Regions from separate parts of the Homo sapiens genome. Here regions 2 and 3 are each linked to region 1. A link is a loop called in an ENCODE intact Hi-C map of the cell type or tissue named here. Cell type or tissue: endothelial cell of umbilical vein. All regions are shown on one strand.

Region 1 (8,000 bases):
CCCTAAAGCAGTACACTTTTCTAATAAAAGTAACCTTTTGGATAAATCTTTGCTCCACCCCAGCATGGACAATTACGTGGTAAATTAAGTTATCCAAAAAGGAAAAATGCTATAAAAGTTAGCCCAACATCATACTAGCAAAAAACACAACATAGCTGGGCTCCTTCTGAACATTAAAGACAAAAATAGAATAGTATTTACATTAACTACTATGGGAAAGACATCATATAAAATGAAACCCAATTTAGAACATTTTTCATTTTATACTTTTTATACTACAAAAATATTTTAAATATTTATAGAAACTAACGTCTTTTAAAGATATATTATTTATAAAACAAAATTACGCATCATTTCTACAGTGTGCTTAAGAGTGATGGAATACGTATTTAGAAAAAGTCACTAATACATCATTCATACGCATTCCAAAGTGAGTTGTGGTATCATGCATTATAAAATCATGTTTTAAACCATAGTGTGTAATAGATTACCTTCACAGAGCACCTATGATTTATTAATATGTGCGTGTGTGTGTTTTTTAACATGCCAGTTATTTAAATACAGTATCATGGCAATATTCTAGGCTGAATGTTGATGCTAGAAAGCACTGGATAATACAGCACTTGTAATTTTCTGAATAATGCTCTCAAATTTTTATAAAATGTTATTCATTCTAATAAAAATTATAATCAGTAAACTTATCAGTTAATAGGTTTGCTAAAAATATAATAAATTTAATGTATAAAAGGTAGCTAAGACACATCAAAGCGGTCCCAGAAAGAGAATAATAAGTGTTGATCACTTTGTGTTTTGTATTTATTAGAAATACAAGCCTAAGTGAGTAAAATTCTATTATATTTATTAAATGTATTGGCATAGATATTAATTACACTAATTATTGATAATGATGAAAATACAGAAAATTGTTCTCTACTAAATGGTATACTGATACATGAATCAATTCAATATACATAAATTCATCAAATTTCTCATAAAATTTTAGAACTATCAGGTGCATGAATAAGATTTTATCTCTCATGTTTTTTTAAATGTTAGAAGATGCTTAATTAGTTTACATCTAAATCTGAGCTTTCCTTGAAAACAAACACAAAGAAGCCTCTTTTGTCTCACTACACTCTACCCCATTTCTCTCAATACATTCTGCTCCCAGCTACGTCCAAGACAACTAGAGCTGTCATTTTTTATATGAAATACAAATGGTTTACAATTCCCCCAGGTAAATACTTTTTCCTATTATTAACTCTCTTGATTACCAAGAACAAGGTATTATAAGTCTTATTATTTTGGAAACAAACTTTACCAAAGCTACAGCTACAGGCATGGCACATAGAGAGACGATTTAGGAAAAAAAATATTTAACTAGGCAGGATCACTGTGGAATATCAAAGGAAGGTGATTTAAGAGTTTGTCGAGTTTAAGGGAGAGAAATGTTGTAACACAGCTCCAACCTTCTTCCCCAAAGCTGAAATGGTCAAACAATATAGACATGCTGATGTCAATCCCTTGGACATCTACTCAAGCCAACTGGGAAGAAAGCAGAGGCATAGGAACGTCTGGAGATGAGAAACAGGAGGGAGCTCACTCACTTATACACGTATCTCCTGCAGAGTCTGGGTCTCTGCTCCAAACATAGACCAGTACTGCCTTTTTGATATATTATAAAGAAATATAAAATACGGCCGGGTGCGGTGGCTCACACCTGTAATCCTAGCAATTTGGGAGGTCGAGGCAGGTGGATCACATGAGGCCAGGAGTTCGAGACCAGTCTGGGTAACATGGCAAAACTCCGTCTCTACTAAAAATACAAAAAATTAGCCGGGTATGGTGGCATGCGCCTGTAATCCCAGCTACTCGGGAAACTGAGGCAAGAGAATCGTTTTAACCTAGGGGGCAAAGATTGCAGTGAGCTGAGATTGTGCCACTGCACTTCAGCCTGGGCAACAGAGCGAGACTCTGTCTCACACAAACAAACAAAAATAAATATGTAAGAATGATAGCAGGCAGGAAGAATAAGGTAAAATGAGACAATTTCTAAAAGTTATACAAATACAAGTGAATTCCTGCACATCTGTTTAAAAAAGCAAACTGTGCATGTGGAAATTGAGGGAGACTTTGCTTACCTGCATTTAGTACAGATAAGAACCTGGAAGTTTCACCTGACTAAAAGGTCAACCTGAGCCAACTGTATTATGTAAAAGTACATTCCCCATTCAAAAACTAGAACGAAACAAAACTCAGCTAATCCATGGGTCACTATTGGCAATATAACTTTAGTACCAAGGCCATTAAAAATCCTGCTGTACTCTACTTGTAAATTATATGATCTATGAAGTATACTTTTAAATTTTGGCCATAACATATTTCAGGGCACTGACAAGCCACAACAAGCTGAGAGTTGAATGAGGACAGGAAAGGGTCTAGAGACCCTGTACTAAAAGAAATGGTAGAAGGAATTGGGAACTTTAAAACTATGAAAGCTCTGGTACTTTAAGAGTTGACAAAGAGATGTGGTTATGGTTAAGCTAATCAACTACTCTGTGCTTTAGTTTCTTATTTTGTAGAATGGAAATCAGAAAAGCACCTCCCTCACATGCTGTTATAAAGAGTAAACAAATTAAATCCAATAAAATAATGCACATAACTGGTTACAGCAAGCACTGGTTATCATTAATAACATCATCTTCATTATTTTCTACAGCCCCCAGAGGGCAGACTTAGGAACAATGGGTAGAAGTTAAAGAAAAACAGATTTTGGCTGAATAATGGGTATAAATCTTACTTTCCTATTTCAGATTCCATCTCTTCATTTTTAATGTAATATAGCTGAAGTTATTTCTGATAGGTCAGCTTTTAAATTCCTATGGTTCCTTAGTTATCTAAATTAATTTCTATTAGAGGAACTAAAGTTAGAAAAATTTAAAAAAATACATTATTTTCATTCAAAAAAGAATCAGTATTCTAATTTACCTATCAGGTAAATATGGATTATTAGATTTTCTTAAAAGGAGGGTTGCCAGACAAAATATAGGATGCCAAGCTAAATATAAATTTTAGATTAAATAATGAATGAGTTTTTAGTATATATATGTCATAAACATTTCATGGGACCTACTTATACTAAAAATCTATTTGTTGTTTACCTGAAATTAAATTTTAACTGGGTATCCTATAATTTATTCGCTAACTTTAGCAACCCTATGTAAAAGGATAAATGTTAACAAAACTCAAGTAATTTAAAAAAGTTTTTACATAAACAAAATTTTGAGCTTCCTTTTTCATGTAGGATGATTTCTTGCATTGATAGAGAAATGTTACATATCTGCCAGTTTTTGTTTAAACAACATTTCAGAAATTCTTCTTTCCTGACACGTCATTTAGTCATGTCTCAGATTTCCTGTGCCAGCTTAAGTTGCTCAAGAAGAGGTTATGGTTGGCTACGCACTTGTGACAATGTGCAGAAACATCACTTCCCATTTGGCTAAAGGCAGACAGACCTTATGGTAGACTTTTGTTTTCACCTCTGTTAGATGTGGATGACACAGCTCCTTCGTTCAACGCATATTTACACAATGGGTATATCCAAATACGTAAGACAACCACTGTCAAAGAAAACATCTTATGTCATTTTCCTCAGGCTCTACAAATACAGCCACTGTCACCTGAATGCTGTGAACTAGCAACTGGATGCAGACAGCAAGATATTTTGATGTTTCAATAATATTTACACTTATGTCACTAAACACTTGTGTAGATTTGTGGGGTATGAGGAATGAAAATAGACTTAAATAATTGTTCCATCTGCTCAACAATATAAAAGAAATTGTTAAAAGACATGAACAACTGTCGAGGTACATTTCTAGAGGGTCCGCCAAGTAGCCCACAGGCCACGGATAGGAGGCTGACATCTGAGAAGACAAGAAGGATGAGCCAGCAACAAAAATACTGAGACAGGAAGGCGGGTAGTGGTGCAAAAAGCCCATGAAAAAAGAATCGAAACAGGAAGAAGGAACCCGCAGTCAGACAGGAATGCGAATCCTGTGGGCAATTCAAGGAAGTAGTGAGGTTTGGAGGAGACACACAGAATGCAGGCAAGCATGACTCCGTTTCCACATGACAGCTACTTCTCAGGGCTCTAAGACACTATTTCACATGGAAACAAGACAATCCATGTGAAGATATCCCTAACACCACCAACTTTTTAGGAGAAGCTGGTTATTACAGTCACAAATCAGGGTGGCTTTCATCCCAGACTCAGGGTGAGGACAGAGTCCTTGAGGGAAGCCTGACACGAAAAGTGCAGATGAACACTCATTATGTCCCACAGAGCAGGTCAAGGAGACAAAACAAGAACATGAAGAACCACTCTCAAGTGGGATTCTTCTAGAAAGATCCCAGGAGGAAAGTCACTATGTCTTAAAGGTCTTGCAACTTATTTTTATCCCTTTCTTATTTTACGTACTTTGTCAGTTATCTCAAATGTTTTGTAGACAGAAAAATAAACAAATCTTGGTAGTTCCAGTGCCCGTCAATACTCCACACACAGCTGATGTTTAATAAATGCTGATTAAATTAAATAATTTATTTGTAGCTGTTCTCTTGAAGGGGTCAAAAAGAAAGATGGTAAATTGGATCTGGGGCTCAAGAATAAAAAGAGGGAAAACTATCTAAGGTATCACAGTATAAAATGTGAAGACCAAAAGAGGAAGATCACAGAGTAATGCGCAAGATCTCCTAGTGCTCATGAGTCCAGAGACAGACTTGGGTTGGGGCCCTGCTCTGCCTCTTACCAGCTCTGTGACAAATTGGGCAAGTCACTGAAGGTTCTCCCAGCCTCAGAATACTCATGTGACAAATGGATGTCATCAGAGTACCTACGCTGGAGAGGCGTGGGGAATTACATGACATTATACATGTAGAGTTCTTAGCTCCGCACCTGTCATGGAATAGACACATAGTAAATGGTAGGAAGGGTAGATGCAGAGGGAACAGTAGTAATGAAATATTGAACCTGAAAAACTTTTTAAAAATTTGTGTCATGACTGGAGAGGAAATCTATGTTAATGCAATCATGCTTAGTGAAATCTCAAATACACAGTTAACCCTGAGAGTCTCATACATTATTGTAATGTCAGTAGAGGAAACAACAGCCATCACCATGCCCCCATTTGTGGGTCTGAACAATTAGCAGCAAGCCAGGTAGGAAGTTGGTAATTTCACAGGAAAGCCAGAGAAAAAAAGGAAGAATGGCTAGAAATAGCGGGGGTGGTTGCTGTGGTACAAAATCTACCTTCCCTACTCCTTTACTGGGGGATAATAGGATTGGCAACCCATAGGCACGCTGGGATTTCCCAGCAAATCAAATAAATTTCGTAATTGTTGTTCGCTACAAAATTATTTTTCTCTTCCTGTAAGAAACCGGAAAAGCCTACAGAGAATGTATTGTTAATATTAAACCCTCGACTAAAGGAGATGTAGAGGTATTTATGGATAGTAGTCAACTCACTCTCTCTCCTCAGATTACATTACACTTAACGATTTAAGGCTTATAGTTTACTATATAGAAAAAGAGAAAGGAGAGAGAAATACTAATCACCACAGTACTTGCTGAGACATTTTATATCAGAAACAACTGAGATTGGTAGTGCTATTCATGTATCTGAAAAATATATAATTTTTTAAACTTGGTAAAATCCTACCCATATGACTTAGCTAGAAATAAATTTTAAATTAAAGTATCATTTATTCTAGAATGTATTTAAATAAAAACCACTTTATTACTTTTAATGTATTATGGAGATGGTCAATTTAAAGTCCACTGGGTCTACTTTTTGAATAGATTAAGCACACTTGAAATTAGCACTAATTATAATTAGCATTAATTGTAGCCCCAAATAAATATTCTAATTTTAATAATGTACTTCTTTTCAGAGGGTTCACAACATAAATTTTATAAATAATCCCTTTATCCATAAATTGCACTAAGGTAAAGTAAATTTCAATGTAGTTTAGGCAGATTAATTATGAATTAGGAATCAGTAGAATTTTTTATTAATATGATCTTAACATAGTTGAAAATAATTTTATTTGATATGTGAATACCATCACAATTGCCTCAGGCTCTCACATCTATCATCTCCATTGGTTTTACATAAAAGTACCTAGAGATTAGGTAATTTTCCCCTAGTTGTTCTGTGAGTTGGTTATAGATATAAGATTAGAATATAAAATATAGAATTAATAGTATAACGTATGACCCAGTTACTATAACATAATGAATTAACCTCTGTTTCCTAGAAGTTTTTATCTTTACATGTTGAGCTTAACCCCTCATACCCAGAAGTCAAATTTCTGGCAACATCTCTAATTCTTTTTGGAACAAAATGATTAAGGTAAATAAAATAAAATAAAATAAAAGGCCACCAAACATCCAAAATAGCTATGAAAACAAAGCTTCACTCCCCAGAAGGCCTTAAAATCTTCATGTAGAATTTATCTTTACCTGAACACAATTTTTAAAAGACATGGTTTTCCGTGGCACAGAATGAACAAGATGAAAAGTCAGAACTGATGGCAGGGATATTAAAGATATGAATAATAACTACATATAGTATGGAACCTTGTTAGAGGATCATACCAAAGGCTTAGTTTAGTACGGTAAATTAGATTGGTATTTGGCAAATAATCACTTTTCCCTAACCACCTCATGGAATAAGTATACTTCCCTGCTCTGCTGTTAGGCTTAGTGATTGACTTACTTTGACCAACGGAATGGAATCAGATGTGATTCCAGTTGACAGCTGAAGTGCGCTTGCACAGTTGGGCTAACACTCTTGTACTCCTACCACGACCATAGGAATAGCTTCGCTGGTTTGCTTCCTTCAGACTGGGCCCTCAAAATAAACATTTCTGGAACAGACCTAAGCTTAATCCACAGTGAGGACCTAAACCCAGACAGGCCTGCAGCATGAAGTAGAGTCATGCCGTCAGGCCTGGCCCAGAACATGCCCAGCCAATCTCTATCACAGAGAGTGAGAATGAATGAAAATTAGTTTAAGCCACTGAGTTGTGGAATTGATTTTTATGGAGCAACAGCTGACTGATGCAATCATAAAGAAAAAGTGAAAAGATGTTTAAATTGCTTCCGCTTAAAACCATTACATTTCAGTACAATTTATATCAGCAGCTACTAAAATATTTGAATGTTTAGTGTTTGAATTTCAGCTGACTAGAAAATTTCATTTATACAGAGAGCATCCCAAAGCCACTACTTAGCAGCATGATACATGGATCTTAGAAGTTGTGTGTCCAGCAAAAGGGAATGAGCATTTTCTTTAAATAAAGTCTGCTTAGCTTTGCTGAACAGTTCTACCAGACCCTCAGTTAATATACTTTCATCTGAGGTTTCATGCTGCTGACTAGCAATAAGAAACAGTCACATGATGCTTGGGCTGAGAAAATGTTTCAGTTCCCACAAATAGAGCAATGCAGGAAATTTCAAGACATGCATAATGAAAACGAAAGAAAATCCTTGTTTTCTTAGAAAATCTCCCTTCATGTTTGTACAGAGTGAAGTAACAGATATCCAGATTTAATGCCAAATCACAGTGACATGACTTGTTACCATTGTTATGCTACCATTACAAGGCACTTCCCGTGTGACCGGCTTTCTGCTGGGTGTTTTCACCATTATCACTTCAAGTTAACCACACAACTATTCCAAAAGGAAGGTATTATTACCATGTATGTGTACTTTAGAAAATGAAAAAACTAAAACATACAGAACATAAGTTACTTGGCCAAGTTGTATGGCTTGGAAGTGGTCAAGCAGGAATTTGGAGCGAGGGCTGTCTGACTTCAGAACAGTGCTCTTACTATATCCCATTCTATGAGAAAATTGTTCTAGTATATTCACTTCAACATCAGAAACTGCCACACAGATCATATCACAAAGCCATCTTCTAATCTTTTCTCCTCAAAAT
Region 2 (8,000 bases), 51 kb after region 1:
CGGCCAGCCGCCCCGTCCGGGAGGGAGGTGGGGGGGGTCAGCCCCCTGCCCGGCCAGCCGCCCCGTCCGGGAGGTGAGGGGCGCCTCTGCCCGGCCGCCCCTACTGGGAAGTGAGGAGCCCCTCTGCCAGGCCACCACCCCGTCTGGGAGGTGTGCCCAACAGCTCATTGAGAACGGGCCAGGATGACAATGGCGGCTTTGTGGAATAGAAAGGGGGGAAAGGTGGGGAAAAGATTGAGAAATCGGATGGTTGCCGTGTCTGTGTAGAAAGAAGTAGACATGGGAGACTTCATTTTGTTCTGTACTAAGAGAAATTCTTCTGCCTTGGGATCCTGTTATCTGTGACCTTACCCCCAACCCTGTGCTCTCTGAAACATGTCCTCTGTCCACTCAGGGTTAAATGGATTAAGGGCGGTGCAAGATGTGCTTTGTTAAACAGATGCTTGAAGGCAGCATGCTCGTTAAGAGTCATCACCACTCCCTAATCTCAAGTACCCAGGGACACAAACACTGCGGAAGGCCGCAGGGTCCTCTGCCTGGGAAAACCAGAGACCTTTGTTCACTTGTTTATCTGCTGACCTTCCCTCCACTATTGTCCTATGACCCTGCCAAATCCCCCTCTGCGAGAAACACCCAAGAATGATCAATAAAAAATTAAAAAAAACTGATCCCTCTCATATACTGCTGGTGAAAATGTAGAATAGATAGTCACTGCGGAAAGCAGGTTGGGTGTTGCTTATAAAACTAAACATGCACTTACATAACCTAATAGCTACACTCTTGGGTGTTTATCCCAGAGAAGTAAACACTTAGGTGCTCACAAAAAAATCTGTACATGAATGTTCTTAGCAGCTTTATTTTTACAGTCCCAAACTGCAAACAACCCAAATGTCCTTCAATGGGTGAATGGTTAAATAAGCTCTGGTGCATACTATGGGATACTATTCAGCAATAAAAAGGAGTGAACTATTTATAACAACTTGAATGGATCCCAAGGCATTATCTCAAAAGGTTATATATAGTATAATTCCATTTATATAACATTCTGGAAATGACAAAATTAAAGAGATGGAGAACAAACAAGTATTTATTAGTGGCCAGGGAACAGTGGAGGGATGGGTACACCTATAAAGGGGCAGCATAAGGGAAGATCTTTTGTTTGATGGAACAATTCTGTATCCTGATTATTGTGGTCGTTACATATACCATACGTGAGACTAAATTGCAATGAACTACACACACACACACATTAGTGTGTGTACAAAATGATTAAAACTGAACAAGCCATATAGTCTAACTTAACAACAATGTACCAATTTTAATAAATTGGTTTTGATATAACTGTATAAGATGTCACCATTAAGGGAGCTGAGTGAAGGGTACATAAAATTTCTTCATGTGGAAGTAGACTCTTGTGAGTCTATAATTATAATTATTTCAAATGTAAGTAAAAGAAAAAACAAAAGATCCCAAGCAGCTTTTTAGCTCATTCATATGTAGAAATCTATAAACAGCAGAGGAGGACAACATTCCTCCTTTTATGGGGTTGTCATTTCCCCCAAGTTACTCACCCTAGCAGCAGAACAGAGACTAGATCTCATGCCACCAAACTCAAAATGCAATCCTCTGTCACACCTTTTATAGTGGGATAAAATGAAGAAGCAAATGCATTAACATATCCATAATCTTGGGCTTTCAGTAAAGCCATTCCCCCAGTGACAAGTCCTTGGGATTCCTGATCCAAATGAACAGGGCCTTGAACACATCTAGACACGGAGCCACTTTTAACTCTGCCTGGAAAGGTCAGGGGAGGCTTCCCGCATTCAGGGAAATTTGAGCCGAGTTTGAATGTTGGGTAAGAGGTCACCTGGCAAACCTGGAAGGAAAGAGCAATCCAGGAAGCTGCAGGCCTGGACAGCATCCCAGTCTTGGAGCACTACAGGATGAGGACGGGGGCTGTGTGACAGTACAGGTACCCGTTGGGGAGAGCCAATATGAGCCTGGAATGAAGTGGGTACCAGGTCCAAAAAGTCCCTGGTGCCATCTGACAGGTGGTAACTCTCAAAGCTCAAAGATAGACACCCACTATGCTCACCAATGACAGGGAGTCTCTTAACACTTCTCTTTATATTTTAAGATGCCTACATTATATTTCTCTTCCTCACATGAATGTCTTTTGCTAGTTAACATAAACAAGATGTCATGGTTCTCCCAATAAGTATAATAATGTGATGCTTTTGTCAGTTGTTTTTTCTGTCTAAGCAAAGCAGGGATTCTATGTAAAGCAAGTAAAATTAAGCTAGTGATGATGGATATCAAAATCACTACTCTAAATAATACACAAATTATAAAGGAATCTCAAGAGCAGGTTGAATCAGAAAAAAATACGCTCTGAGTATGTGCCTTCTCAATGCTGGTCTACACTCTCAAAATAAACGTAGGTCATGTTTTAAGTTAGTAAATGTGGGGAAAAATAAAATGTACAGAGGCTGAGTAAAAATACAGACGCGTCCTACCAAAAGGAACCAATAATTCTTGACTTAAATTTAACAACTTTGTTCACTGTGGCAGTAAAATATTAATGGCATTGCAAAGTTGAATTTGCGTGGGCAGTAATTCACAGTCTCTGGAACAGAGTCTTTATTTTATGTCAAGTCATTACCTCAGTAAAAGTTACCAAAAATAAATCCATTTGACTTCCAGTATTTTAGACAATAAATAGGGTCATTTCTCACAATGGTCAAGTTGGCATAGAAATACGGAGGCTGATAATAGTGAAAACCTACGTGACATAAAGGAAATGGCCGGCCGTATGCCATAAATATGTCTTAAAACTAACAAATGTGATCCTGCTTCTTGTAGTTTTTGAGGGGTCTTCTGTTCTTTGAAATAATCTAAAACTCACAGCATGAGATACATGCTGCTCACTAGATGAGATCAGCTCTCCATTCAGCACTTGAGATTGTTTTAAAAGCGCTGTGGCCCATAACTAATAAATCACTCCATGGTGACTACAGTGTCAAGTATATGCAGCCATGTGATTCCCTGTGTACCTGGGAAGGGCAAAAGGAGGCAAGCAATTCAGCCAGGATACGGGGATGCCAACACAAAAACTCCAGGGTAGATCCTTCACCCGTATGTGAAACTTAGTTGCCCTTGGTTTTATAGGACAAGGAGAGAGGAAACCAACTATTTTCTCATACAATAAACCATGGGCTCCTTAAGGGTGCCCATGTCTTATTTCTCCTCATATCCCCAGCCCCAAAGACAATACCTCTCAATAAATGTTTTTTGACTAAATGAATCAAAGATAGAGTGAATGTATGCATGCATTGTACAATGCAGGAAACAGCTAAAATGTGATACATACATTATTTATTCACTTTTTTTGTTACAACATATTTATCAGGTGCCTATAATGAACCAAAAATCATGTCAGCTAATGAGAAAGAGAAAAAAAAATCATATGGCATAGTCTCTGCCCTTAAAGATGTAATAGGAGAGACAGACATGAACACTAATGACACAAAAAAGGAGGAAGGGAAAAGCACAAAGTGGGGTTGTAACACACTTCATGGTTTCAAACTGAACTATTGGTATGGGGGGAGGAGGAGATGCTTTTAAATTCTATCCCTAGAAAGACGCCAGTGTCCTACAGGGAAAATATGCAGGGTCTGGAGGCAGAAGACTAAGTCAGACAGAAGAAAAAAGGGATCCCTTCATACAAGCATCATCATTGTGAGCCTGAAAGGCTTTCAAAAATCTCATTTCGGGCAGATTTATTAATATCTGCATTGAAGGCAAGGATGAAACGAGCATGGGGTGGGAGTTTGGCAGCCCTTAGACCATTAGGAAAACAGTGGACTGCCACAAAGGTTACTTCTCACTTTGATAGGATCTCATAAATCCATGTAAACTGGCCCCCTACTTTAGAGCCGGAGGACATTTTCTCTGTGGTTGCTTAGTCTTAACTACAGGGATTGCTGAAGAGGTTTAAGTCACACTGTTTCAAAGGCACAGTTCTGCTTGAATTTAGGTTCATCACAGTTAATGAAGCAGAAACGAATCCTTTTGCCATCTCAAAAGGATGTCTAGGTATCACAAACAAAAGAGTGGAAATTAACCAGGAAAAATCTGGGATAAAAACAGGACATTTGGTCATCCCAGCCTTGTGGCAGCTCACACAAAGGATGCAATGTTAAAAATAGCATCAACAACATTCACACAGAGATGATATCTAGAAACAACACAAAGATTGATGGCATGCCTGCCCTGAAAGGACCTTAAAACAGGAAGCTATATAGAGACCAGGCATGCATACACACAAGCAAGGCAGTTAAGCAAATGCTTTAATAGAAAAAAGGGGCGGGGGGAGGTGGGGAAAGGCCTTTGGTCTTGCTATTTCACCTCCATTCAATATCCTTGGTTATTGGATATTGAAAGTATCCAATACAGAAAGTAGGAGGGAACATGGGACACATGCAAAAAGGTTATTAAAGGATGGGCAGAATACTCTCTGGCCTTACAGAATTTACTCCTGGTTTAAACTTCTACTTGGGCACCTGGCCCACAGCTTGACAGACCCACTTTCGCTGCAGGATTCATTAAGCAAGGAAGCTCCTACAGGCCAGTCTTTACTCTTTGTCAGGAATTCTAAGTGTCACTCCTGAATTTCAACTGACAATGGACAGAAGTGAAATGGATGAATCCAGAGACTGGTATTCAGGGCTCTTAAAATTTAGAATCTCAAATTCCAGGATGACCAACTGCCTCTAAATTCCACAAGAATTTTCTACTTCTCTAATATTGAAGTCCTTCTGAGACTTCTAGGTCTTCATTCCAACCCAAATCCCAGAATAGGGATACAGGTCATACCGCATCTCTCTAGTGTTTTGAGGAGAGGTGACAGGCTATACTGATGGAGGCCATGTGGGTGCCTGCGGGAGCTTCTGAGACCTTCAAATGCAGAAACATTTTGCAGGGATAGTTCTTCCTAGCCAGAGAGAAACCAAAATAGAGTCCAGGGCTGATCGAGAGAGAATTTACTGTTCCACTCCACAAATGTTCTTATTATGAGCTTTTTCATATAAATGAGCACACTTTCCTGCTTAATCTTTTATTTAGGCTCTTTGATTTTACACCTCTTTGCCTGAATGAAAAAAAGTATGCTATAAAAAGGCTGCTTGGCCCAGGTATGGCAGCTCATGCCTGTAATCCCAGCACTTTGGCAGGCCGAGGCGGGTGTATCACTTGAACTAAGGAGTTTGAGACTAGCCTGGGGGACATGGTGACACCCGTCTCTCCTAAAATAGCCGGGCATGGTGGCGTGCACCTGTAGTCCTCGCTACTTGAGGGCTGAGGCAGGAAGATTGCTTGAACCTGGGAGGTCAAGGTTACAGTGAGCCGAGATGGCACCACTAAACTCTAGTCTGGGTGCCAAAGTGAGACCCTGTCTCAAAAAAAATACGTAAATAGAAAATTTTAAAAATTAAAAAATAAAATGGCTCTTTGGATGTACGGTTATAAAGGACAAAGACTGCTTCTTTGGAAGAGTGCTGTATACAGGTAGGTGGTTATTAAGTGAACCAGTGTTTCTCAAACTGTGAGTTATCTCACATTAAGGCTTCCTCAAATGGTTTGTGAAATAATTTTTTTTTAACAGACTGGAATGGAATGGAGTGGGATGGAATGAAATAGAATGGAAAACAAAATACTGGAGTGTACCACATGTTGTCAGATTAGCTATTATTTGGTAAAACTTGTGCCATGGTAGGAGGCCAGAATGATGTCAATTTGACATTTAGAAAAATGTAAATGCAATGTTCATATTACTTTGAATACTTCACTGCATTACAATGCTTCAGAATCGTTTCAATTGTAATTAGACTAAGTCTCAGAGTCCATAATTTATAGAGTTAAGACAGATTAACAAACAGGGTGGAGCTTTCACTACAATAGCAACACTCTTCCTCCCTGAGGCTCGGAAAGCCAGCAGTGACACCAACAGCTTGCGAGAGGTAAACACCCTATGCCAAACCATCAAAAACCCTATACATCTCAATCTCTTCCACAAGCATCTGATTTCAATATGGCAGGTTGACCCAATAAACTGTGGAAGGTATAAAAAGTGTTTTTACTTATGTCTTTAAATAACTCTAAAAGTGTAAACTTAATGGCTGGGCACGGTGGCTCACGCCTGTAATCCCAGCACTTTGGGAGGCCAAGGCGGGCGGAACACAAGGTCAGGAGATCGAGACCATGCGGGCTAACATGGTGTAACGCCGTCTCTACTAAAAATACAAAAAAAATCAGCTAGGTGTGGTGACAGGCAAGTCCCAGCTACTCAGGAGGCTGAGGCAGGAGAATGGCGTGAACCCGGAAGGCAGAGCTTGCAGTGAGCTGAGATTGCGCCACTGCACTCCAGCCTGGGCGACAGAGCGAGACTCCATCTCAAATAAAGAAAGAAAGAAACAAACAAACTTAATAAAATATCTAAGACCAGAAAAATAAGGAAGTGGATTCTAAAATTATAAGTATATCAAGGTGGGTTTCAAAGTGCCACAATGCATTATCCTATTTAATAAGAAAACGCTATGCTTCAATGAGGCATATTCCATTTCTCAGAATAAAAATAATACATCATAATAAAACACATTTACTTCAGTAATTTCCTTAACCAGTATTCACCTATGATTGCTATAAAATTTATTTCACCATTAAAACATATATGTGTGTGTGTGTGTATATATATGTATACACCAAAAAAAACCCCACAATTTTTTGTTTAATCAATAAAGTCCTTTCTGTATAATTTACTATTTCTAAATCCTTAGTTTAATTTTGCCTTAAGGCATAATTTGTTTTAACTGAGACATAATTATCTGATTGTGGCTCTTTAATTCTTTTATATTACTAAATTGAAAGTTGGTATATTTTTCAAGTAAATATGATTAAGGCTTATTGATAAATATAGATTGAATTTTAAGTCATTTTAAAATAGTTAAAACCATGGAAATAAATAGCTTTTCATTAATATATTTACGCTTTACCTTTTTAGTCTTATGTTTTTGTCAAAACTAAGCATCTATCTATTCTTACTTCTTCTCATTATACTTCCCTGATGCAGTACCATACACACTGTAGGTACTTGAGAAAAAAAAATATTTTCTGAATGGAAAGACTACATAAGACATGATAAATTTATTCCAATACCCAATTATAGTCTAACTTATTTATTAAATTTTATTCCCTAAAGCAAATTCTTATTAGCTATATAATCTATCTCCTTTAATCAACAGAAAGCCATCAATCCAAGCATTCAGTATTACATCCACTTGACTATCCTGCCGCCTTGATTAAGCTGCCTGTAGACTGCTGTGCAAGGAATTAAATACCATCTAGAATAGAAATTCAAACACCAGAAACTTTGAAGAAAAAAAAAAGGTAACCAATAGCTTTTTCTATTTCTTTTTTCCAAGAGTTCCATAAAATTGTTATCAGTCCTCTCACCAAAAAAAAAAAATTGAACCAGTACAAATTACCCCGAAGTTTAATGATAAAAAATTGAATTTTGTTGCTTTCCTGGTGGAATATCTGAAAGGCCAACAGAAAATAATAAGAGAAACCAACCCTTATTGATTTCCTTCCACATTCTTCCTAATTCCAGGCCACCTGCCCCAAATGATAATCTAAATCTTCAGCCAAGCTGAGAAAACCAAGTATTTGGCAACCATCAAGAGCTAATCAGATTTTTCCTGTGTCATACACCAGTGCCATGGGTTGAAAGGGGAATTATTTGGGCCAATTTCCAAAGATGCAGTGAAAATTAAATACCCTCTCAGAAGTTTTGGCCTCAGTGTGGCTTATAACCCAAATCAATAGCTTGTAAAATTTCAAAGCTCTGAAGACAATAAAAACAAAAAGAATGAAACCGGTTTCATTTTATAGCTAATATGTTTTAATATCAAAAGAAACATAGAAACTATGAAGGACTAGCAACA
Region 3 (8,000 bases), 93 kb before region 1:
GGCAGGAGGAGGGTTAACATGCTGCTGAGCCAAGACGAAACACCCATTAGTTACAGCATGGTCCTCAAACACAACAGATAAGTATGCGTGACTTGTAAGCATTTCACTACACTAGACAAAAAGTAGAAAGATTTGCAAAAGAACTGAAAACATCTTTGTATTGACTTCCTGGTGCCTGGGCGTTGAGGGCCCACTGGAGAGTATCATGTTATTCTTAGACAGGTAGTGTCTCAGTACTGTACTGAGGGCATGGTCACCTCAGCTCTCAAGTCTTTTTACTCTCTCTAAATTAATCCTGGAACATCCTGTTCTTACAAAATCAAGCAAGTATGAGGAGTGCCATGGAAACCAGAAAATTAGCAGGAAGACTGGAAGCCAAGATTTCCTGTACCTACCAATCGGTAGAGCTCAGTAATGCTGATGTCTTCCGGATCCACCATTGCGTACTCTTTCCTAGGCACCAGGTCCAGTCCCAGTTGTCTAGAAAACAAATTGCAAAAGTTTGGGGGAAAAGTTACCTCCATGAAATATGTTAAAAACAATTGGTTTTTTACTATATCACTTGGAAATTAGGTATATCACCCACCATGCTTCTCTCACCTTGTATGACTTGTTACCACAGTTGGGGTAGACAATATAACTCCGCTGGACACTGGGCAAAACTTAAAACATAGAAGGTGAGAAAGACAAGCAAATCCAGGAGGGATGGGTTGGCACTCTCAGTGGAGTGCTCCTGCCACTGGGGGCCTTAGCACCACATGGTGTGGAGCCTTCAGCGCCCTTCAAATTATCACGAGAAGGCCTTCCACACTGGAGTGAATGGAAACTAGAGCTAGACATCATTTGGTTCTAGAAATTGGAGTTGAGGGGAAGGAAATTTGGTCTTTAGAATTTGACCTAGCACCAGTATACCTAGCTGTGCCCAGAGTCAACATGTTTCTTATATGAATCTCTGGCAACTTGTGCATGGTCCTTATTTACAGCAAATTCTGAGGTCAGTCGTTAGGAGAAACTCAGTAAAGGCAGGAAATGGAAATGGGGGAAGAGTTTTGGGCCTGGGCTGGCAGAATAGTTTAACCCTTTATGTCAGATTTCATTGTGGCTGACATGTGGCTTGCTGTGCTGAGAAGTATTCTAAGGTTATATCCAGCCTCAGAGGTATCAAGTATGGTAACTGACTTGTGATGTCTTCCCATCAACAGAGGAACACGAGTCTAACTCTATTCTGGTTAGCTTCCCTCTAGCGACCTTCCTAGCATGATCCCCTCCAGGGCACCCACGGTACAATGCTGACACCAATGCCACACAGTTCTGTTCATCTCCTTAACCCTCCATGATCATCTCAAAGGCTACACAACGCCTGTGTAATGCCCTATCGATCAAGGCCGAGATGATACCCTCTTCTCTAGCAGAGCCCCCTCAACCACCACATCCAAGGCCGAATGCTCAGTTCTCTGAGGATCACTTGTTCTAAATCCTTTTCACATCACCACTCTTTCTAACACAGAAGGCTTCTGGCATCACACTTCCAATTATAGAACCACAGCTTTCTTACTTTCGTATTTTAAAAAAATCTGAAATTCTTCCATGCCCTCCCCCAAAATCTCATTAAGGTTTCATAAGTAAAATTTATTAATTCAGCACCTACTTCAAGCCAGGCACTGCCCCAGCCACCCTGAGGGCTATTTGTTCTTAAGAAGATTAGAAAGCTGTCACCTCCTTGACAGTAGGAGCTGTCTTTCAGATAGTAAAACAGTTTCTCAATTTTCCTAAATGATGTTTCTCTTTGGGAAACCTAGAAAAAAATTCACACACCCATTATTTAATGTTAGTTGAATTTTTAACTCACAATAAACACTGTGATTTGTTTTCAAAATGTCCATGTTCCCCCTTGCTACATCTCACCAGGGATTCTGATAGGGTCTGTTTTCCATTCTCCATTCCCTTCTGAAAGAGAACCACCGTACTACAGTGTAAGTCAGCATCTGACACTGGGTCAATATTGCTGATGAAGATCATTTAGCAAATGAAAGAGGGCATATAACCACTGTGATACTTGTCTTACTCATAGCTCCTTCTATGAGAAGCTGCTCTATCCACTTTCTCTGCTGGGAGTGGTGGTGGCAGACAAGGTAGTCATCTGACCATCTCCCCTTCCTGAGCCACACCTGATTGTACCATGGGTAAGCACCTGACCTAAGGACAAATAACCCAAAGACTGGCCAGCAGCTTATGAGAGGCTGGTATAAAATGCTCAGCCCAAACAGGAATATTAGACATTGGCTGTCAATAAGATTCCTTCCTTGAGAATCTGAACTTGGAAATTCAGACATCAGTCACATGCAGGAGGAAGATAAGATACGTGAAGACAGGTGACCTACATGGCTGCAGAATGAGTGCAGAAATTCTGCAGCCTCAGAAACCTGTAATCTACAAGCCTTTTTCTCCCATAGTCTTGATTGTTCAGCTTCTGTTAGCTTCCTGGCGTCCTGGTTATGTGAAGAGTCTTATTTATTTCTATTTGGTTTTGTTAATTCCTAGGTACATCTTCCCATGGTTTGAGGTTTCCTAGCCCACAGAGTAGAATCAAGGAAGTGCCTTACAAAGAATAAGGAGAAATGAGGCAAGTAGGGAAGAGAGAGGATGAGAGGAGATCACACAGGGAGAGCGTCATGTTTTCTATCAACTCAGTCACTAAACTACTCTGTGACACCAAGAAGAAAGGATTAACTGATTGCCTCCTCCCACATAGTATTAGCAGAAAAGTCAAAGAACATCGTGTTGTAGGACTGTATGGGCAACAGAAACATGTACCATTATTTTAGTGCTGTCTGAGGTTCCCAGGCAAGAACAATTCTTTTGCTGGCCCTGTTAGGAAATGAGATTAATGATCTCTTCTTCCTAAGCTTCCCACATCAAGAGGGCTTCTCTTCACTACTCTTCAACAGTTTGATATACAACGTGAGATGGAACACATTCTTAATTTATGTTCATCCAGAGATTTATGTGCTGGCAGCTTATTTTGCAGGACAATTTCATCTGGTTTAATAGGCAAGAGATTATCTTAATTTGCTTTCCATGAGCACTATTCAATAAGAAAACAAATGTATACTTAAAGGAATAAGGTAAATTCATAATCTCTGTACTGTAAGTTATTTTAAAATAAACAGTCAAAGAATTTCAAAGAAAACGGAATCATAGCTCAGAAAATTCATGAAGTTGAAGATGATCTAAATAAATTATACTGCTCATTTTCATGCATCAATGTTTTACCAACTTATCATAAATTAGCCACAGAACTGCCCAAAGTACAAGCCAGAACTTACGTAAGTCAAAAACTGAGTCATGATTCAGTCATAATTAATGTTTTTCCTTCCTTCCCCTTTTCATTCTGCCATCATTTTCTTTCATAAAACTGAAGAAGTATCATTTTCTTGCCTGATCTACATTCCTGTGTTATTTTGGATAAGCTAACTTCCTCCAACTTTCTTCCTATTTACAAACTAGTCCTTTAAATGAGGACCAGCATAATGACTAAGACCCAAAATAATTCAGAGTCCTCAAAGGTTTTTCAAAACAATAAAGAAATAAATATTAGGCAGCATAGGTTTCGCTCCAACGGACCCCTCCCACTCCACAATAATGGAGATTCGAGATAATCTCCTGTGAAATTCATTCCCACGGCAGGATAGGAAGTTCCCTGTAAATGGCTGGCAAGTCTAATCTGTTAGGAGGTGCTGTGTGTTTTAAATGTCATCCTGGAGCTGAAAGCGCCCTTGTGCTTTTTCTAGTTCAACTTCCTCCTTCAACAGATGAGGAACTGACATGAAGAGGGTTAAGGAATTTGCTTCAGGTCCTAAGAAAGCAGAGCTCCCAGTCCTGTGCTCTTGCTGCCCCTCCACATTTGTACCTGTTTTATTTCTCACAGGAATGAATCTTCTAGAGATAAATGAATTGGGCTCTTCTATTCATTGTCTGTAAAAAGATGAATGGCACATCCTATTCAACAAAATACCGGAAGTCCTCTGAGTGAGATGGAGGTTTAAAAATCTGTTAGTAGGTCTGGGTATTCACATTCAGAGTGTGCAACATCTTGGGAAGAATCAAACCTGGCTTCTGACAAAGTGATTTCCTATGGTAATGGGAAGTGGCATTCTGCTTCAAATTGGTTTTTCCACATTCAGTAAGAGGCAAATTTACCCATGGTTCACTTCCTGTCATTTTCTTCATTTCTGTCTGCTTTCCTTTTTTTTCTGTTGCCCTAAGATCCTCTGAAGGTCCAAATAGCAAATGGGGATTTGGAGAAAGGAAAGGAAGGGAGGATAGGGCCATGTGGGTTATTAAGGAACCATGTCACTGCTTTAAACCTAAACCTCACGCAACCCTAGGGTCTCAGTCAAAGGTGGCTTATTCTAATTTCTCACTTCTATGTTAATATTCACGTTTAGTAAAATATCAGCCTCGGTCAGAGCTTTCAGTGATTAGATTTACCATTTTAGTACCTGGCTGGTATTTTAAATTAGTCACTTATGGTTTTGTTTAAAAATAAATCTCGGTCAAGAACAGCTTTTTACTGAGTTCTCTCAAGCAGCTCCTCAAAGTAGCTAATGTGTATGTACAGGACTAATCACAGCAATAATAAAAGGCCCCACCAGTGCACCTGTCATAAGACTTTTCACAGAAGCTGTTAACATTAGTGTCTCCCTCCGGATTACACTGGTGACCTATTACCATGACATGGAAAAGATATATTTTAAAAGCAAATCCACATGCCAAACCTAAAGCCTATTTGAGAACAAGATCCATTTTAGTCAGACGCCACATCTAGTTCATTGCTGTGAACATTTCATTTTCCATGAGCATGTCCACACCATCAAGCCACATACGATACTAGACAACAAACGACATTTCAGTGCCTACACCAGCTTGAGAAGAAATGGTTCTCGGCTCTATCAATGCCAGTTCGCACTAAGCCTCCAAAAACAGGAAACATGAAAAAGCCCATAGGATTGCTTCCAGTGACATTACCACGTTCTGGCTCAGGCCTATGTCACTTCCATTGTGTTCACCTACTAGAGGCCGCCCTGTGATGCTCAATACTCACTCATTGCCCCAGTCAAGCCGGGCAGTAATGTGGCGCTTCACGTCCTTCATCCGGTCGTGGGTGAGGTGGCCCACCAGCACCTGCCGCCTCAGGTCCAGGATTTCATTCATGATGTGCCACAGCCGGTGGAAGAGATCGCCTTCATTACGCTAAGAAATATACAAATGTGGAGATTTGGCAGTCAGTACCTATACTGAGTTGTGGGGTAACCAAAAAGGAAAGGGAAGAGGCCCATTCTGGTTACCCACTATGTGCTTGCCACTCTGGACAGATGTCCGTGAACAGACAAACTGTTCGCTCACTATCCTCAAACACACTCGCTGCCTTCTCTATATGCTTCATCTAAGTTTCACAACACTGCTCTCATGTCCAGAAATGCAACTTTACTTCTCACGTGCTCCTTTTATTTATTTATTTTTTAAACACTACTCAAATGCTACTATCCAAGAAGACTCGGCTTGACTTCCACCTCCATCAGGAAATCTTCCCTGATCACTTTTGCTCACATTCTTTTCTCCCTTCTCTGTGCCATGGCTGCATGCAACTAAAGCTGATGAAATGGAAGACATTGCTTTCCAATTATATTTCTTGCACATTGGTCTCAATACTTTATTGGATCCCCTATCAGAAGTTGGGCACAAAATTCATTCATTGATGGATATGCACTGCTATTATCGGGCCAGTATTTAGACTTTTAAAAAGGTAATGCTTTCTTCCTTACTTTTAAAACAATCATGGAGATTCAAGATAATCTCCTGTGGAATTCATTTAAGCTCTGTGGTTTACTGGAAAGAAGACAAGTTAAAATCCTGGTTTTGTCACTTACTAGTGGTACAGACTTTAAGTACCAATTTTGTCATCTGTACATGGGCAGCACATTCTTTCTGCAAGGCTGTTTTATGGATTAGTGGTAGCAACTGTGCAGAGAGCACTACAGCACAGTGGCAGAGAATACCAACTTATTTAGAGCCAAACAACTTCAATCTGAATTTCAGTTTTGCCATTTACTGGCTGAAAAAGCTTTGACAATTCATTAACATTTTTGTGCTTGTTTTTTTCATCTGTAAAACGGGTATTATAGTACCTACTTCTCAGGGTTGTTGTGAGGATTAATGAGTTATTAAAACTCTGAGAATGATGCCTGGCCCAGAAAAAATATGTAAGTATTAGCTGTTATTAGTACTAGAGTACTGTTATTGCTTTGGGCTTGGTCCAGAATGAGCCCTCTACAAATACTGTTTCTTCCCCAAAACCAAAATATATATCCCTTACCCCAGAGACAATAGAGTAAATCTTATCTAAGTCTTTACCCTTTGTCTTTCTTAACCAGCAGCTATGCTTTTACTTTCTACAAAAATTATGAGTGGACCTCATGAGTAGTGATATGAAAGTACTGAGGTTATCATCCATCTAAAGTCTTCTACAGCTGTAAGCTGCCAGAAATATCAAATTCTGGGTGATGGGTAAAGACATTCTGTCATCACGTATTTTTTATTTTAAAAAGTAGTGACGTGTTATCTGCTTTTTCGGTACTTGGTGTCTTGAATTTTTCACATGATGTGCAGGTCAGACAAATTTGCCAGAGGAACAAAAAGCATTCTCCAGGATGCCATCCCTGATCCTCCTCAATATAAATCATCTTGCTTCTCTCTCAACTCCGAAGGCACTCTATTGAGCCCATTCTTCTATTGCTTCTCACTCTTAACTCATGTTATACACTCCCATACAAGCCATTACAAGGCCACTGTAACACAATACTCTTGTAATTAACTGCTCAATGTCCATGTCCTCCCTGTGGCTGTAAGTGCCCAATCACATGGCTGTCTGCCTGTGTATCCCTAACAGCCGGAGAATGCATGAATGAATAGCTTGATTTACACATGTTAATTTTTGTGGATCTCAAGAGGTAGATTCTGTACAGGCGATACAAACACTTGAGGAAGTCAGTGTAGGAAGGAAAAGTCCACCCAAGTCAATAAAATTATATAAGCAAGTTATTAAACAAGTCAAATCTCATGTAGCAAAGAAGAGACACAGCGCCTTTTTGAACTGATTGTCACAGGGAGAAAGTCACCTGCCTGCTCTTGGGAAAGGCGTTCTGTAGTTGTTTAGTAGGATGGACTTGATTTTCTGTGATGTCATCTCTAGTACTTAAGTTTAAGAGAACACTAATAAGAAAAGGTTGCAGGATCCCTTATAAAGCTGAAAATCAGTTGGTCAGCTCTCCATTAAGGGAAGAAAACCCAGGTGTGGCAAGAATGCTGACATACTGCAGGCCTGGCCAGCAAACCTACTCTACTAGTGTAAGAAAAAGTTCTAAAACTGAACATCTGGTCATAAAATCATGATTCTTTAAACACTGGATAGTTATGAAGGCTATTCAGATATATGAAAAATGCTTTTGATTTAATGCTAAATGAAAACAGTTAGGGTACAATATTAAACACTTGGAATAAAACAATATCAAGAGATTCTGGAAACATAAAAAAACAGCAAAAGTTAATTGAGAGTATTTTAGTGTTTTAGAAAGCGATGAGCTTTTATTTGCCTTAAAATGAAAACAGTACAGGTTTTGGCAGCAGCAGACTTAGATTTAGATTCAGGCTTCAGCATGAGACCCTAGGTAAATTATCATTGATAAGATTCAAGAATAAAAAGTGCCTGGCGCTGGGCGAGGTGGCTCATGCCTGTAATCCCAGCACTTTGGGAGGCCGAAGTGGGCGGATCATGAGGTCAGGAGATCGAGACCATCCTGGCTAACACAGTGAAACCCCGTCTCTACTAAAAATACAAAAAAATTAGCCAGGCGTGATGGTGGTAGCTGTAGTCCCAGCTACTCGGGAGGCTGAGGCAGGAGAATGGCGTGAACCCAGAAGGCGGAGCTTGCAGTGAGCCA

The links. Hi-C counts contacts between places; a loop is a spot of excess contacts. Peaks named below come from ENCODE experiments on the same cell type or tissue, not always from the same donor. Only the 100,000 strongest peaks of a DNase experiment are listed, where the experiment ranks them.
Region 2: a loop joins it to region 1, with 6 times the contacts of the local background. A loop is called at or near these places in 4 of 110 quality-filtered maps.
Region 3: it touches region 1 in a loop (7-fold over the local background); 6 of 110 quality-filtered maps call a loop at or near these places.

What each region holds. Positions count from the first base shown.
Region 1 is chr7:112,077,146-112,085,145 of GRCh38, forward strand. The region is part of intron 1 of DOCK4 (dedicator of cytokinesis 4); the gene reads right to left. Among named protein-coding and RNA genes, the nearest start is that of DOCK4, 130 kb to the right of the region's middle. RefSeq lists enhancers at 3,370-3,419, 7,344-7,443. In endothelial cell of umbilical vein, no CTCF peak of the experiment used is centred here; DNase peaks (open chromatin) are centred at 3,516, 4,086 and 7,556; H3K27ac peaks cover 4,585 bases.
Region 2 is chr7:112,128,264-112,136,263 of GRCh38, forward strand. The region is part of intron 1 of DOCK4 (dedicator of cytokinesis 4); the gene reads right to left. Among named protein-coding and RNA genes, the nearest start is that of DOCK4, 74 kb to the right of the region's middle. RefSeq lists an enhancer at 1-218. In endothelial cell of umbilical vein, no CTCF peak of the experiment used is centred here; DNase peaks (open chromatin) are centred at 1,898, 2,848 and 4,188; H3K27ac peaks cover 1,993 bases.
Region 3 is chr7:111,983,911-111,991,910 of GRCh38, forward strand. DOCK4 (dedicator of cytokinesis 4) reads right to left here. Exons shown (of 53, transcript NM_001363540.2): 6 at 5,105-5,253; 7 at 396-480. Among named protein-coding and RNA genes, the nearest start is that of DOCK4-AS1, 180 kb to the left of the region's middle. In endothelial cell of umbilical vein, no CTCF peak of the experiment used is centred here; a DNase peak (open chromatin) is centred at 3,621; H3K27ac peaks cover 1,899 bases.